2 separate regions of the Homo sapiens genome follow, and region 2 is linked to region 1. Evidence: chromatin loops called from intact Hi-C (ENCODE). Cell type or tissue: A673. All regions are shown on one strand.

Region 1 (8,000 bases):
CCCAGCACTTTGGGAGGCCGAGGCAGGCAGATCACCTGAGGTCAGGAGTTTGAGACTAGCCTGGCCAACATGGAGAAACCCCCTCTCTACTAAAAATACAAAAATTAGCTGGGCATGGTGTTGCATGCCTGTAATCCCAGCTACTCAGGAGGCTGAGGTAAGAGAATCACTTGAACCTGGCAGGCGGAGGTTGCAGTAAGCCGAGATCGCTCCACTGCACTCCAGCCTGGAGCGAGACTCTGTCTAAAAAAACAGAGAGATTTATGGCACTTTGTGACAGTGTCATACATTTTAGGTCATCATGGGTTTGCATTTTTCTCCATTTGGCTTCAGCTGCCTGAGTGCAAGTGAAGAGTGAGCCATTAGTGGTATTTTCACTGGGGCCAGCATTGTACCTCAAGTACAACAGAAAGAAAGGAGCATGTGAGTTGAGGGTGTAAGCCAGAGGTTAATTATAATAATGCACTGTGGAACCCAAGGGGGTTGCCAAGGGGGGCAGAGGGCAAAGCGCCAAGGAAATGGATTACAAGCCCCAGTGGGGTTGGAGGGGCCACTCTGGCATCGGTGAAGGAGGGAATGAGCTGCAAAGACAGATGGTGGAGGTGCAGAGTGGGAAGCTCAGATTTCTCCTCTCAGAGGACAGCAGTCAGGCTGCACTTTAGCCTGGGTGACCCTGTCTTTCAGAAAAGCCTAGCAGGTTAGGCTCTGGTAAAATAGTTTCTCCTGAGGGCTGGCCTTGTTGAGAACAGAATGCTCGGGTATTTCAGAATGGAGACTTTCCCTTCCCCCTGCCAGAAGCACAGGGGATTTTTCTTCAGCCTTCATTGTGAGGACCTGGTAGAGCTCTGGGAGGTAAATTCAAAGGAGTGTGTGGGACTCTTTTCTGAATGGCTCCCCCTGAAGTTTTTAACTCTCAGGCTTCTCCACGCTGAACCTTCAGCAATCCATCCACTGCAGTTCAAGTTTTCCTGTCCTGGAGCTGATTCCTGGGGAGATTTTTGTTTGTGGGTTTCTGCTCTATTAAGTTGTGGTTTTCCATAACTGCCTGTTTGTCTCTTCAATTCTGGGGACAGTGGTTTTCCCTGTGACTTCACTTCTCTGAGAGATCTAAAAGGAGCTGTTGATTTTTCAGTTTGTTCAGCTTTTTACTTGTTATAACAGAGCGTGACTTCTAATCCCTTACATGTCAGGCCAGAAACTGTTATAAACTTTAACTCAATAAAAATATACCAAGGCCAAGCTTGGTGGCTCACACCTGTAATCTCAGCACTTTGGGAGGCTGAGGCGGGCGGATCACGAGGTCAGGAGATCGAGACCATCCCGGCTAACACGGTGAAGCCCCGTTTCTACTAAAAATACAAAAAATTAGCCGGGTGTGGTGGCGGGCGCCTGTAGTCCCAGCTACTTGGGAGGCTGAGGCAGGAGACTGGCATGAACCCGGGAGGCAGAGCTTGCAGTGAGCCGAGATCACACCACTGCACTCCAGCCTAGGCGACAGAGCAAGACTCTGTCTCAAAAAAAAAAAAAAAGAAAAAAAAAAGAACTGACCATGTCTAAGAATTGCGAAAAGGGGTAGAGATTCAGCTACACACTGAAGTTAGAGCAACAAAAAAGCGACAGCATGATTGGCAGGTGTTGTTGTGGACTCTGGGCAAATTGGAGCACTCACACTTCCAGCACATGCACCAATTCAGGCAAAAACCAAAAATATGTTATTTTAAAATTTTAATTTTTGCATAGTGAGAACAAAATCTGAAAATGTCTCTACAATTAGTTTATCAACCCTGAAACAAGAAAGTGACAAGTCTGATGTCACTGGATGTGAGTCATGGAGGACACATTGGTAATTCCTCCCCTTTCTTCTATTTTTCTATTTGTGCTAGATTTGAATGTTTTTGTCCCTTCCAAAATTCATTAGACTAAAGTGAATTTTAGTCTCCTATGCAACACTATTAAGAGGAGCACCCTTTTGGAGGGGACTGGGTCATGAGAGCAAACCCTCATGAATGGGATCGGGTGCCCCTACCAAAGGGCTTGTTGGAGGGAGTTTACTCCTTTTTTCACCCTGAATGAGTCATTAAGGGCAATTGGAGTAAGGGCTCAGAAGCAGAGGAGAGTTGTAGAGAAAGCTTCAGTCTCAGAGATTACTGAAGTGATTGTGAAGAAAATGTTGGTTGAAATATGGACAATAAAGGTCATTCTGATGAGGTCTTAGGTGGAAATGAGGAATATCTTGTTGGAAACTACAAGAAAGGTCATATGTTCAAAAGTGGCAAAGAACCTGTCTGAATTATGTTCATGTTCTAGTACTTTGTAGAAGGCAGAATTTAAGAGTGATGAACTTGGCCGGGCACGTAACCCCAGCACTTTGGGAGTCTGAGGCAGGTGGATCACTAGGTCAGGAGTTCAAGTCCAGCCTGGCCAACATGGTAAAACCCCATCTCTACTAAAAATACAAAAATTAGCCGGGCATGGTGGTGGGCACCTGTAATCCCAGCTACTTCAGAGGCTGAGGCAGGAGAATCGCTTGAACCCCAGGAGGCGGAGGTTGCAGTGAGCTGAGATCATGCCACTGCACTCCAGCCTGGGTGACAGAGTGAGACTCCATCTCAAAAAAAAAACAAAACAAAAAAAAAAAAAGAGTGGCGAACTTGGCTGGGCACAGCGGCTCATGCCTGTAATCCTAGCACTTTGGGAGGTTGAGGAGGGTGGATCACTTGAGGTCAGGAGTTTGAGACTCAGCCTGGCCAACATGGCAAAACCCCACCTTTACTAAAAATACAAAACTTAGCCAGGTGTAGTAACCCCGGCTACTAGGAAGGGTGAGGCAGGAGAATCGCTTGAACCCAGGAGGTGGAGGTTGCAGTGAGCCAAGATTTTGCCACTGCACTCCAGCCTGGGCAACAGAGTGAGACTCTGTCTCAAAAAACAAAAAAGAAAGCAAGAAAGCAGGAAGGAAGGAAGGAAGGAAGGAAGGAAGGAAGGAAGTAGATTATTTGGCAAAGAAAATCTCTAAGCAGTGTTCAGTGTGCCGCATGGCTGCTTTTAACTGCTTATAGTAAAATGCCAGAAGGAAGAATCAGTTAAAGAGAAAATCTATCATCAAAAGGGAGGCAGTATGTAAAAATGTGGAAAATTTTCAGCCTGGCCACATAAATCTTTAAAAAGTATTCTTAAGGATAGAAAACTGAGGGTGTGGCCAAGTGACTGTTTGATAAGGAGATAAGTACGCATAGAAGGAAGCCAGATGCTGTTCATGAAGATAATGGGAGAATCACCTTAGAGGCATTCCAGAGATCTCCAGGGCTACCAGGCCCTTCACAGGCCCACAGTGCTAGGCCCTTGAGGGCAGAATGGCAAAGGAGGGGCCCCAGGAGCCCTTGAGACCGCTGGGCTTGCTGCCTCCCCGCATTCTGGCCCAGTGCTGCTTGGTCACTCTGGCTGTGCCTCCAGCAGGCCCAGGTATGGCTCAGGCCACTGCTGTGAAGTTCAGGCCATAAACCTTGGTGGCACTCATGTAGTGCTAACTCTGTAGGCAAGCAGAATGCAAGGGCTGTACAGGCTGGCCATCTCCACCTAGATTTCAAAGGATGCCTCAGAGAGCCTTGGGGCCAGGCAAAGGACTGCCACAGGGAAGGGGTCACTGCAGAGAGCCCTGGCTAGAATGCTTAGTGGAGCTGTGGGAACAGGGCTACCTCAAGACCCTAGACTTGTGGGGCCACCAGCACACAATACCAGCTTGGGAGAGCCCCAGGAACACAACACAAACCTGTAAGAGCTGTGGTATACACTGTGCTCAGCAAAACCACGGGGGCAGGGAAGCCTCAGGGACCCAACCACAGCCATGTGGGACACGAGGCAAAGATTGTATTCAAGCCTTAAGATTGAATGTTGTTTGTCGTTGTTGGTAGAGACAGAGTTTCACCATGTTGGCCAGGCTGTTCTCGAACTCCTGACCTCAAGTGACCCACCTGCCTCAGCCTCCAAAAGTGTTGGGATTATAGGTGTGAGCCACCGCACCTGGCATTTAAATTCTTTTACACCAAGAAGATAAGAACCAAGGGGCCCTGCACAGTGGCTCACGCCTGTAATCCCAGCATTTTGGGAGGCCAAGGCAGGCAGATCACTTGAGGCCAGGAGTTCGAGACCAACCTAAAAATACAAAATTAGCCGGGTGTAGTGGCGCATGCTTATAATCCCAGCTACTTGGGAGGCTGAGGCAGGAGAATCCCTTGAGCCTGGGAGGCGCAGGCTGCAGTGAGCCAGCCAAGATTGCATCACTGCACTCCAGTCTGGTCATGAGACTCTGTCTCAAAAAAAAAGGAAAAAAGAAGATAAGAACTGAAGTATCACATCAGCCATCAACAACACCCCATCTCAAAAATAATTCTTACTTTTTCAGCTATGGGTTAACCCATCAGTTTTTTCAACTTAGTAAATCAGTGACTTTATTCCACCGCTCAGCTATTTACCCGACATTGCACAACTCAAGCAGGAACATGTAAGGAACAAAAGGGCAGCACTCGTGCCCACACTGTCCTTTTTATTAGTTTCTTTGGTTTTTCATCCTGGGAATCGATACTTGGAAGCAGTGTTTTCTGTCACAAGAGGGAGCAACCAGGGCCCCATCGTCTTCCTTTTACATCTATATCATTGTCAGAACCTCTCCTCTGGCTTCCTGCCAGACTCAGACCAAATCTACCCCCATGCCCACCACCATGGACATGTTGGACTGTCAGCTGTGTATCCCAGCAGAACGGGGTGACAGCTCCACGCTGGGCTCTTTAGCCTGTTCCTCATTTGGCAACAAAAGAATGAGCCAGCCCCAGAGTGTTTGAGCATGTCAACAGGAAGGAGAATTGGAGAAGAAAGAGGCCCACCAGGGAAGAAGCTTCCCACAAAAGCCCGAGGATGAGGCTGGAATTATCCTCTTTTTTTTTTTTTTTCTAAGTGATGGGATCTCTCTCTGTTGCCCAGGCTGGAGTAGGATGGCACAATGATAGCTCACTGCAACCGCAAACTCCTGGGCTCAAGTGATCCCCCCAACTCAGCCTCCCAAAGCGGAGGGATTACAGGAGCACCACTCTGCACCCGTCCTGGAATGACTCTCTTATGGAAAGAGCTGTTCTATGTGCCCTCATTACCCACAGTAGGTCATTTTTTTTTTTTTTTTTGAGACAGAAGTCTCACTCTTATCCACCAGGCTGGAGTGCAATGGCACGATCTCAGCTCACTGCACCCTCCGCCTCCCAGGTACAAGCGATTCTCCTGCCTCAGCCTCCTGAGTAGCTGGGATTACATGTGCCTGCCACCACACAGCTAATGTTTGTATTTTTAGTAGAGACAGGGTTTCACCGTGTTGGCCAGGCTGGTCTCGAACTCCTGATCTCAGGAGATCCACCTGCCTCGGCCTTCCAAAGTGCTGGGATTACAGGTGTGAGCCACCGCACCCGGCGACAGTAGGTCATCTTTCAAGGAGAGCCCTAGAAAGTGGAATGAATTACATTCAAATCAGGTCAACACTTTCTAAATCTATACAAGTAAAAAATAAGAACGCTTAATGACACCCTTCCTGATGCTAACGATTCCCCCCGCATCACCCACTGTAGGGCTATCTCTGTGACCGACATTGCATTAGGGCTCTTGTTACATTCTGTTCGGTTCGTTTATGGTTAATGAGAAGTATTTTCATTGCAGCACAGGAGGATCCTCTATATGGGGAAGTAATAGAACAGGAGAAATGTGTGCCTGTGTCCACGCGTGAGAGAGAGAATGTTTTAAATCAGTCTGCTACATGGAATTCCTCCACCAAGTGATCAAAAAATCATGCTACATTTCTCACTTCAGAAGTTATCTGGGGCCAGGGGTGGTGGCTCACGCCTGTAATTCCAGCACTTTGGGAGGCCAAAGCTGGTAGATCACCTGAGGTCAGGAGTTTGAGACCAGCCTGACCAACATAGTGAAACCCCATCTCTACTAAAAATACAAAAAAAAAAAAAAAAAAAAAAGGAAATTAGCCGGGCATGGTAGCGCATGCCTGTAATCCCAGCTACTCGGGAGGCTGAGACAGGAGAATTGCTTGAACCTGGGAGGTGGAGGTTGTAGTGAGCCGAGATTGTACCACTGCACTCCAGCCTGGGGGACAGAGCAAGACTCCATCTCAAAAAATAATAATAGTAAATAAAAAAAGAGAAGTTTCCTGGAGATACATGTAAATTCTTTTCTGTCATCTTTTATTCTTCATAACAACCCAGGGATGGCTTATGTCATTTAGAATTTTAAATTTTCAAATAATTGTGCTTGTAGAATGTAAAGAGTGGGGCTGGCTTCTGCTGTGTGACCCACAGCCTCTCCCGGTGGCCTGCAGGTGTGACTCTGACAGCGTGGGAGGCAGCAAGCATGCCAGTGACACGCTGGTGGGCTTCATATCTGCCCCACCTTGGCCAACCCACTAGACCTTCTTCTATGCTCCTCTCAGAAGCTATGTGCTTTGGAGAGCCATTCCCTGAAAAGCCCCCTTCTCCTTAACCACTAAGGAAACTTCACATATAAGGCAACCCGTGCCCTGCTTCAGTGACAGGACGCCTGTGTGCATCCTCAGCTCCTCATTCAAAGCCGGCCGGGAGCGGCACCTTCAGGCGCTTGGCGTGGGCCTCTCGCTGCTGTCTCCCCCAGCTCTCAACGCTGGCTGCACGGTCAAGACCTAGCGCACAGGGCTCACTGCAGGCAAGAGGCCTCCACAGAAGTAACTGATTTATGCACCAAAGTTGCAAAGTGAAGTTTAATAAATGACAGTGGAAAGGCCCAGAAATTCACAACTAAAACAACTGTAGAAACCCTAATCTCCACCCATAAACATACACATCATTATTTGTCAAGTTAAAAAGAACACTAATCTTCAGCTTTCTTCTTTATTTATCTAATTTGTTTTCCTTTGACAAGGAAAGAATGAGATTAGTACGTAAGATGCCGGAATTATTTCTTCACATTATGTCCATCGCAATAGGTCACCAGTCTACTAATACCCTCAGCCTATTCCTAGTCGTTTGATTGTGAAGATTTTCATTGTAGGCAGTCCCCAAATATTTCATCATCATTTGTTAAAAGTAGAGACACAAGGATTCTCTTGCTATCATCCCTCCCCCTTTAAGAAATTAAGAGTGCAGAGCAAAATGAACTATCATCAGAGTGAAGAGATAACCTACAGAATGGGAGAAAATTTTCCCAACCTATCCATCTGACAGTGGTCTAATATCCAGAGTCTACAAGGAACTTAAATTTACAAGAAAAAACAAAAACAAAAACACCACCACTAAAAACTGGGCAAAAGGCCGGGCGCGGTGGCTCAGGCCTGTAATCCCAGCACTTTGGGAAGCCAAGGTGGGTGGATCACCTGAGGTCAGGAGTTTGAGACCAGCCTGGCGAACTTGGCGAAATTAGCCAGGTGTGGTAGTGGGCACCTGTTATCCCAGCTACTTAGGAGGCTGAGACAGGAGAATCACTTGAACCTGGGAGGCTGAGGTTGCAGTGACCCGAGATCACGCCACTGCACTCCAGCATGGGTGACAGAATGAGACTCTGGCTCAAAAACAAAACAAAACAAAACAAAAAACTGGGCAAAGGACCTGAACAGACACTGCTCAAAAGATATACATGTGGCCAACAAACATATGAAAAAAAAATCAACAATACTGATCATTAGAGAAATGCAAATCAAAACTACAATGAGATACCATCTCATACCAGTCAGAGTGGCTATTATTAAAATGTCAAAAAACAACAGATGCTGGTGAAGTTGCAGAGAAAAAAGAACTTTGTTACACTGTTGGTGGGAATGTATATTAGTTCAACCATTGTGGAAGACAGTGTGGTGATTCTCAAAGACCTAGAGGCAGAAATACCATTTGACCTGACGAGTTAATGGGTGCAGCACACCAACATGGCACATGTATACATATGTAACAAACCTGCACATTGTGCACATGTACCCTAAAACTTAA
Region 2 (8,000 bases), 330 kb before region 1:
TTGAAATGTAAAGAATGACCCAGTGTCAGTGACAGGCGCTTCTCAGGGTTGGCTCCTCTGGTCCCACCCTTCAGGGCATCTTCTGAGCAGCCCATGCCCACCCATCTCCCTTCTCATCCTGGTCACCTTTGCTCTTCCTCCTTGAAGTCTACCCCATCCCCATTCCTTGTCTTTTTTCTCTTTCTCTTTTTTTCCTCTCTCCTGCTAGGTGACATTTTGCTTTACTTGGAAATCTAACTCTGGTCAGGCGCGGTGGCTCACGCCTGTAAATCCCAGCACTTTGGGAGGCTGAGGTGGGTGGATCACCTGAGGTCAGGAGTTCAAGACTAGCCTGGCCAACATGGCGAAACCCCATCTCTACTAAAAATACAATAATTAGCCGGGCATGGTGGTGGGCACCTGTAGTCCCAGCTACTTGGGAGGCTGAGTCAGGAGAATCACTTGAACTCAGGAGGCGGAGGTTGCAGTGAGCCCAGATCACACACCACTGTACTCTAGCCTGGGTGACAGAGCGAGACTACATCTCAAAAAAGAAAAGAAATCCTAACTCCAGTGGCTACCTGAAGCTAGCTGGAGGTAAGGGAAGCAGAGAAGGTGGAGGCATCTGGGCATCAACTCCCGACTCTCTGTAAGAGCATCCCAGCACCGATGGGAAGGTTTCTGTATGTGTCTGTGGATTAGAGAGAAGATGTGGGGAGTGCTGTGTTCAACCCATGGCCAAAGAAACCAGCTGGGAGTCGGGCTGAAGTGTACAAGATGCCAAACTGGGATAGTTCACTAAACGCAAGTGGTCAGCATGGGCCCTGTGGCTCACATCTGTAATCCCAGCACTTTGAGAGGCCGAGGATGGAGGATCACTTGAGGCCGGAAGTTCAAGTGATCACCCTGGGCAACATAGAGAGCCTCATCTCTACAAAAATGTTTTTAAATTAACCAAGTGTTGGCATGCTTGTGATCCCAGCTACTCAGGAGGCTGAGGTGGGAGGATCACTTGAGCCCAGGAGGTCAAGGCTGCAGTGAGCCATGATCATGCCACTGCACTCTACCTTGGGCCTCAAAGCAAGACCCTGTATCTAGAAAAAAGAAGAAAGTGTTAGCAAAAAGGAAAGAGAACAATAGCACTACATGGCACTCAGCCTTGGCCTCACCTCTCTCTAGTGTAGTGACTTTGGCAAATTATCTAGGCCTCAGTTTTACCATCTATAAACTGGGGTAATGATACTAAACGTACAGGGTTGAGAATTAGTGTTCATTTAAATAAGGTTCTAGCACATTATCTGCCCGGTAAGAAGCTCTCAAAATATGATGAGTTCAGTCAATTCTCATTATTCATAGTAGCTATGTTTTATAAAGTTACCACCAGCACTGCAATAGTGAATACTAGGGGCTCCTTGGGGAAATACACAGTTAGGTGACAACACTTTCACCAATCAATTAACACATTGCCTTATTTTATGTGTGTGTCTGTTCAAATAAATCTTATTTAATATATATTAAACATATATTAACCCATTCACATTAAATCATGGCCCACAGCACTATCACTCACATCTGAATGAAACCCATCTAACACATTCTGAATGTACTTTCTCTGCAAGCCCTGGCACAGCCCTCCTGCACTCAGAAGAACCAGCCAGCACTCGTGCAGCGCTGTGCTTGGGACCATTTTATTTTATTATTAAAAAAAATTTTTTTTTAGAGACAGGGGCTCGCTCTGTCACCCAAGCTGGAGTGCAGTGACATGATCATAGCTTAGCTCACTGCAGCCTGGAACTTCTGGGCTCAAGCCATCCTCCAGCCTCAGCCTCCTGAGTAGCTGGGACTGCAGGGTTGCATCACCAAGCCTGGCTAATTTTTTAGTTTTTTGTAAAGATGGGGGTGTTGCTACATTGCCCAGTCTGGTCTCGAACTCCTGGCCTCAGGCAATCCTCCTGCCTCAGCCTCCCAAAGTGCTGAGACCACAGGTGTTTGCCACTAAACCCATTGGGGGCCACTTTAAATGGCAAAATCACCAACCAAATGCACAAAAATGCAAAAGACATGGCACTAACCAGACCTTGGGAGAAAGTACCCATTGACATTGTGAGAGCAGAAACAAAAAGGCAGGGCAGCCCCTGCTTCCACCCCAGCTGAGAGCACATGTGTCAGGCGACGCACATTTCCCACCACTCTGCATGTGTCCATGAATGGCGGAGAAAGTCTTATGAGTATTGGTTTGGGGATTATGAATAAATTTTAGCAAGTAGATGAACTTGCAAATAAGAAATCTGTGAATATGAGGACCGACTGCACCTAATAGAAGGATCAACTAGCGAGAAGAGCAGCTGAGTCCCAGGAAGGGCCAATTCAGAAGAGAAACGGGTCCCTGGGAACCCCAGGGACTCAGAGTCACAAAAATTGGAGGAGGATCCAGGCTCCAGACCCCACCCTCTTACTCCTGCTTCACTTAGAACACCTCCACTACTGTCTGTGTTGTCTTTTATGCTTTGGCCAAGACTCCCCTTGGATAAAGCGTTCTGCATCTAAAAAGGAATGTTGAAAAAGAGATGGTCTCTGTGAGAATTATTATGAGAGGCAGCTTGATATCAAGGTTAAGGACAGAGGCTCTGCAGTGTGACCTCCTAGATTAAAACTCCAGCTTCTTGACTGTGTGATTGTGGGGGAGTCACTTAACTCAGTGTCTTCACTGTAGAACCACGGTTCCCTACCCCCTAGAATGATGGCAAGGAATACATGGGAAAATGCCTAAAGCCTAGAGAACGGTGCCCCACCAATAATGCATACCCAATCACTGGCTTTTCTTTTTTATTACCTGCCAAGAATGATGTACCAGCAAAGATGCAGGAGGCTTGGAGTGACTTTTTCTCGATGATGGGTGCTCCAGGGCTGGTGGGAAAAGGGCTCCCAGGGAAATAGAGTTCACTTTCTGGAGGGCTAGGAAATGATAGTAACTGTTTTGTTTTGGGGGGTGTGTGTGTGTGTGTGTGTGTGTGTGTGTGTGTGTTTAAGGAATCATGTATCTGATTTGAGAAATATATGTTTTCATTGTTATCAAGATGTAAATGACTTTTCCAGGACTGTAGACAGAAAGCAAATATTTAGCAGCTGCACCAACACAACAGTTTAATCATGCCTACAGTTGCATCTCATCTGCATATGCAAATCTACCCCCAAAATAGATTATACTACTTTCCTGTCAATCTAGTTTCCCACTGGCACAGGTACTGTAGGGTGAACCAGGTCAGTGCCATCCCACCCCAGCCACACTCACAGACTCCCCCTCACAAGACTTAGAGCTAAAAATTAACCACTGATACAAGGAAGAAATTTTCTGTTTTCTTCAGCTGAGCCTTTTCCTGCTCTTAAAGTCCCCAAACAGTCGTTCTTGGACTGCATTTTCAATTCCAGTTCAACTCAACTGCACAGCTCCCCAATGTCTTCTCTACCAAGACAGCATTCACAGTGCCCCCTGGAGTTTGTTTTTGAGGCAGTTGGGCTGGTTCTTCTATGCAGAGAGGCATAGCTTCTCTCCCAAGGGAGGAAAAGAACTTCCAAGCACTGTTCCCACCTCCGACAGTCCTAAGATCTTCCAAGATACACTGAATGGACACAGATTCATTCTCTCAATCATACCAAAATGATGCCTCCTCCCCAAGCCACAGGAGGGCATGCTGGCCAAAGAAGACCCCAGAGGAAAGTGCTGAACTAAACAGCTGCCTATTAGATGCAAGCAGGTCAGATGAGGCTGCAGGTTAATAGATATCTCACTTGTGAGATGTGCATCAATGCGCTTAAATCACATTCCCCAAGGCAGCAAAGACGGGCCCCAGTGTGGAATGCATAGACCCCCAAAATTCCACTTTCCACAGACTCGCGGACCCAGGCATCTTTGGAAATGGAAGTCACCTTAAAATATACTTAGTCACCTTCCCAACTTTCAGGTGAAATTAAGATGTGGCCAAGACCATCCAGCCTCAGTACAGAGCTTAAATGATATTTGCTATCCCTGACTTTTGATCTGTAACACATCAAAAACACACACAAAAAATTCAACTGTCCTGACTGTTAAGAAATACAATTATCTGGATAGCCCAATGTTAGCCCTTCAAGTGTTTGAAATTGTATTATTTTAACTTTTCTATGGAATTTTTTCTAAGGCACCCTTCAGAAACAGCAGAGGCCGGGTGCAGTGACTCACTCCTTCAATCCCAGCACTTTTGGAAGCCAAGGCAGGTGGATTTCTTGAGCCCAGGAGTTCTAGACCAGCCTGGCCAACATGGAGAAATTTCATCTCTACTAAAAATAGTAAAATTAGCCAGGCGTGGTGGTGTGTGCCTGTAGTCCCAGCTACTTGGGAGGCTGAGGTAGGAGGATCACTTGAGCCTGGGAGGCGGAGGTTGCAGTGAGCTGAGATCACACCAGGCCACTGCAGTCCAGCCTGGGCCACAGAGCAAGACCCCGTCTCAAAAAAAAAAAAAAGAAAAGAAAAGAAAAGGAAAAGAAATTGAGCAGAAAAATCAGGGGAATTGAGTTTTCTTTTGTGAAGAAAGCAAAGGACTCCACCATTGCTCACAGGTCCTGAGCAATATGTCAGGACACCCTTCATGTGATATCAGCTGCAATCAAATCCAACACATGTTCTCACCATCCAGGCAGGAAGGAATCATCCTCTTCTTTGTCATTGTTTCTAACAATGCCCTTTGACTTACTGATGCCTTTCAAAACATTACCAATAGTATCATGAACACAGTTAGTACCATAAATGTTCCCTGAGCACCTGCTGTGTCTTCAGCACTGTTCTTGGCACTAGGGAAATGGCAGAGAATGAAGTATAAAAATTCCTGCCCTCACTGAACTTACATCCTAGTGGGAAGAATTGACAAAGAACAAGATAAATGTCTTCAGCAAAATTGACTGTTAGTAATAAGTTCTAAGGAGGGTAGTGGATGCCAAGGTTTAATGGGGTAGCCAGTGTCCTAAGAAGAATACATTTGAGTAAAGACAGAAGCCGGTGAAGGGGCAGCCACGTGGACGTTATGACCACGAGCCCTCCCTGATGAATTCCTGCTCTCTTTTCTAATTCACTTGGACCAGTGGCTGCATGGCACATTTTGAAAATTACTAAAATGCCCTAAAATTCTGTATAGTGTATGCACATGGACCAAGTTACCTCCTGCAGCCTGTCTGTAACTCGTGTCACCTGTCCCTCGCAGGCTAAAGTGACACTACCCAGCAGGGACCTGGTGGAAGCATTCCCAGGCGTCGTTTTCTCTCCAACACACAGGTGTCCAGCAGGGGTCTCTGCACTGGCCACAAACACACTGTTCCTTTCACGGATGGGAATATTCATTTTTAGAGTCAAATCAATGAAAAAAGTACTCATCAAGCAGTCACTGGTAGTCAAAGAAGTAATTAGGAGAAAACAGCACAAAGTTCAAGGGTAGAGGACGTGGGTTCAGTTCTGGTTCCAATTGCTGACCAGTGTTTGACCTTCAGCAAATATTAGGTTGACACAGAAGTAATTATGGTTTTTGCCATTAATCATGACGTTGCCCAGGCTGGTCTTGAACTCGTGGCCTCAAATGATCCTCCTGCTTCAGTCTCCCAAAGCACTGAGATTCCAGGTGTGAGCCACCTCGCCCGGCCACAGGTTCTCTCTCTAGGTGAGTGGCACCAAGATCCATCTCACCCAAGCAGAAAACTAGTACTCAGTGTCCGTGAGGTATGTTTTAAAATTTCACTGCTTAAAGCTCTTCAGTGGCTCCTCACTGATGGTGCCAAACAGAGCTTGCCTGGCCCTGCGAGCCCTGGACTCCGCTTGCCTCTCGGGCCTCACCCTTTACTCCCCCCGACCCTGCAATGGCACTGACCTTGCACGGCCTCTGATCTCTGCTGCCTCTGAGACTTGCCACAGCCGTTTCCTCTCTGTGACTGGCTCCCAGGGATTTCTATCTCCTTTGCCCAAGACTGGGTTGGGTGTCCTCCTCTTGCGGTGCTCATTATGACAAGAAGCACATGCATTGTCAGAGCAATGCCTGCCCTGCCCAGCCTCTCTGCCCTGCCACCCCCAGCCCAAGACCATGTGAGGCTCTAGTCCTCCCTGGCCAAGATGTGCCTTTGCACTCACTGCCCCTCAGCTGGAAGTCAGCTCCACTTCATCAACAGTAGAGAGAATACGCTGGGAAGAGGTCCGGCCAGTCTCAGTCCCCCACGGATCCTGAATCTTTTTCACTCAGTTGTGAAACAGGGATAATCAAAGCTCCTACTTCTCAGGGTTGTAAGAGAATGAAACGAACTAACAAGTGTAAACTGCCCAGCACAGCAGAAACATCCGATAAATAGTAGGAAGAATTCGGTTTGCTTCGTATGTTTCTTTTTTTTTTTTTTTTTCTGAGACGGAGTCTCACTCTGTCACCAGGCTGGAGTGCAGTGGCATGATCTCGGCTCACTGCAACCTCCGCGTCCCAGGTTCAAGCAATTCTCCTGCCTCAGCCTCCCGAGTAGCTGGGACTACAGGCACACGCCACCACGCCCAGCTAATTTTTTTATTTTTAGTAGAGATGAGGTTTCACCATGTTGGCCAGGATGGTCTCAATCTCTTGACCTCATGATCTGCCCGCCTCGGCCTCCCAAAGTGCTGGGATTACAGGTGTGAGCCACCACGCCTGGCCTTCTTCTTGTCGTTCATACTTCTTTCACATGGTCCATTTTTTGTGTGTGTACAGGGCTGGCCTTTTTTGGCATGGCCAACCAACTGGAGTGGTTCTTTCTCTTTGCTCAGTGAATGAAGCAGTCACAACACACCAGAGGCTATTTCTCATGTCTCGAACCCTTCCTGATTCAACGTTCCCTGGCATGGGATGTTCACTGTCAACCATTCGGTCCTGACCTCTCTGTGTCCACAGCCCTTTCCAAAGCCTAGGGCTCCCGATGGCCAGACATTTGTCCAAATCTTAATTATCTGCAAAAGTGTGTTGCACTATTTCTCTGATGGAACAGATTCCATGACCCGCTGAGGCCTTCCAAGAGCACAGCTCCCCAGCAATCAGTGGCAGCACCCCTGAATGGAGGGTGCTTGTCCCACGAGCGCTAACACCCACAGGCAATGCACTGCCAGCCGGAGTTCTTCTGTGCTTTGCAACCAGCATTTCACAAATGGCAGCACTGTATGTTTGCAGGGAGGTCCTCTCTGCTTGGAAGCAGTGCAGGCTTTGCTTTTTCAAAATTTTAAGTTATCGTGTTTTATTCTCTTTGTTGTATATACCATTGAAGAAGTTAGTCTTTTTAAATTGACACATGATAATTGTACATAGTTATGAGTACAGTGTGATGTTCCAATACACGTATAGACTGTGTAATGATCAAATTGGGATAATTAGCATATCCAGCATCTCAAATACTTACCATTTCTTTGTGATGGGAACATTCAAAATCCTCTCCTCTAGCTATTTTGAAATATAGAACACATTATTGTTAACTATGTCACCCCACTATGTGACAGCACATGAGGACTTATTAAGAAAGCTTTCTTCTTACATTCTTTTTTTCTAAGTAGTAAAAGTAGATGGAGGAGGCCAGGCCCGATGGCTCACACCTGTAATCCCAGCACTTTGGGAGGCCGAGGCAGGCAGATCACCTGAGGTCAGGAGTTCGAGACCAGCCTGGCCAACATGGTGAAACCCCATCTCTATGAAAAATATGAAAATTAGCTGGGCACGGTGGTGCCCACCTGTAATCCCAGCTACTTGGGAGGCTGAGGCAGGAAAATCGTCTGAACCTGGGAGGCGGAGGTTGCAGTGAGCCAAGATCATGCCACTGCGCTCCAGCCTGGGTGACAGAGTGAGACTCTTTCTCAAAAAAAAAAAAAAAAAGTAAATGATTGTTTTCCTTCCCTTCTGGATAACAGGCAGGCAGCTTACGGACCCTGGGTAGGGCCTCCTGCCTCAACACACCTATGCCTCTTGTCTAACATCAAATATTAAATACTTGAGGTCTTCTGG

Evidence for each region. Peaks named below come from ENCODE experiments on the same cell type or tissue, not always from the same donor. Only the 100,000 strongest peaks of a DNase experiment are listed, where the experiment ranks them.
Region 2: it touches region 1 in a loop (2.2-fold over the local background); 2 of 110 quality-filtered maps call a loop at or near these places.

The regions. Positions count from the first base shown.
Region 1 is chr10:35,264,258-35,272,257 of GRCh38, reverse strand. It overlaps a transcript of CCNY not described here. Among named protein-coding and RNA genes, the nearest start is that of LINC02634, 24 kb to the right of the region's middle. In A673, no CTCF peak of the experiment used is centred here; DNase peaks (open chromatin) are centred at 437, 987, 1,957 and 3,117; H3K27ac peaks cover 6,431 bases.
Region 2 is chr10:35,595,863-35,603,862 of GRCh38, reverse strand. No RefSeq gene overlaps it. Among named protein-coding and RNA genes, the nearest start is that of GJD4, 5.5 kb to the left of the region's middle. RefSeq lists a silencer at 2,615-2,865. In A673, CTCF peaks have their summits at 3,458 (motif pointing left) and 5,301 (motif pointing right); a DNase peak (open chromatin) is centred at 3,472; H3K27ac peaks cover 482 bases.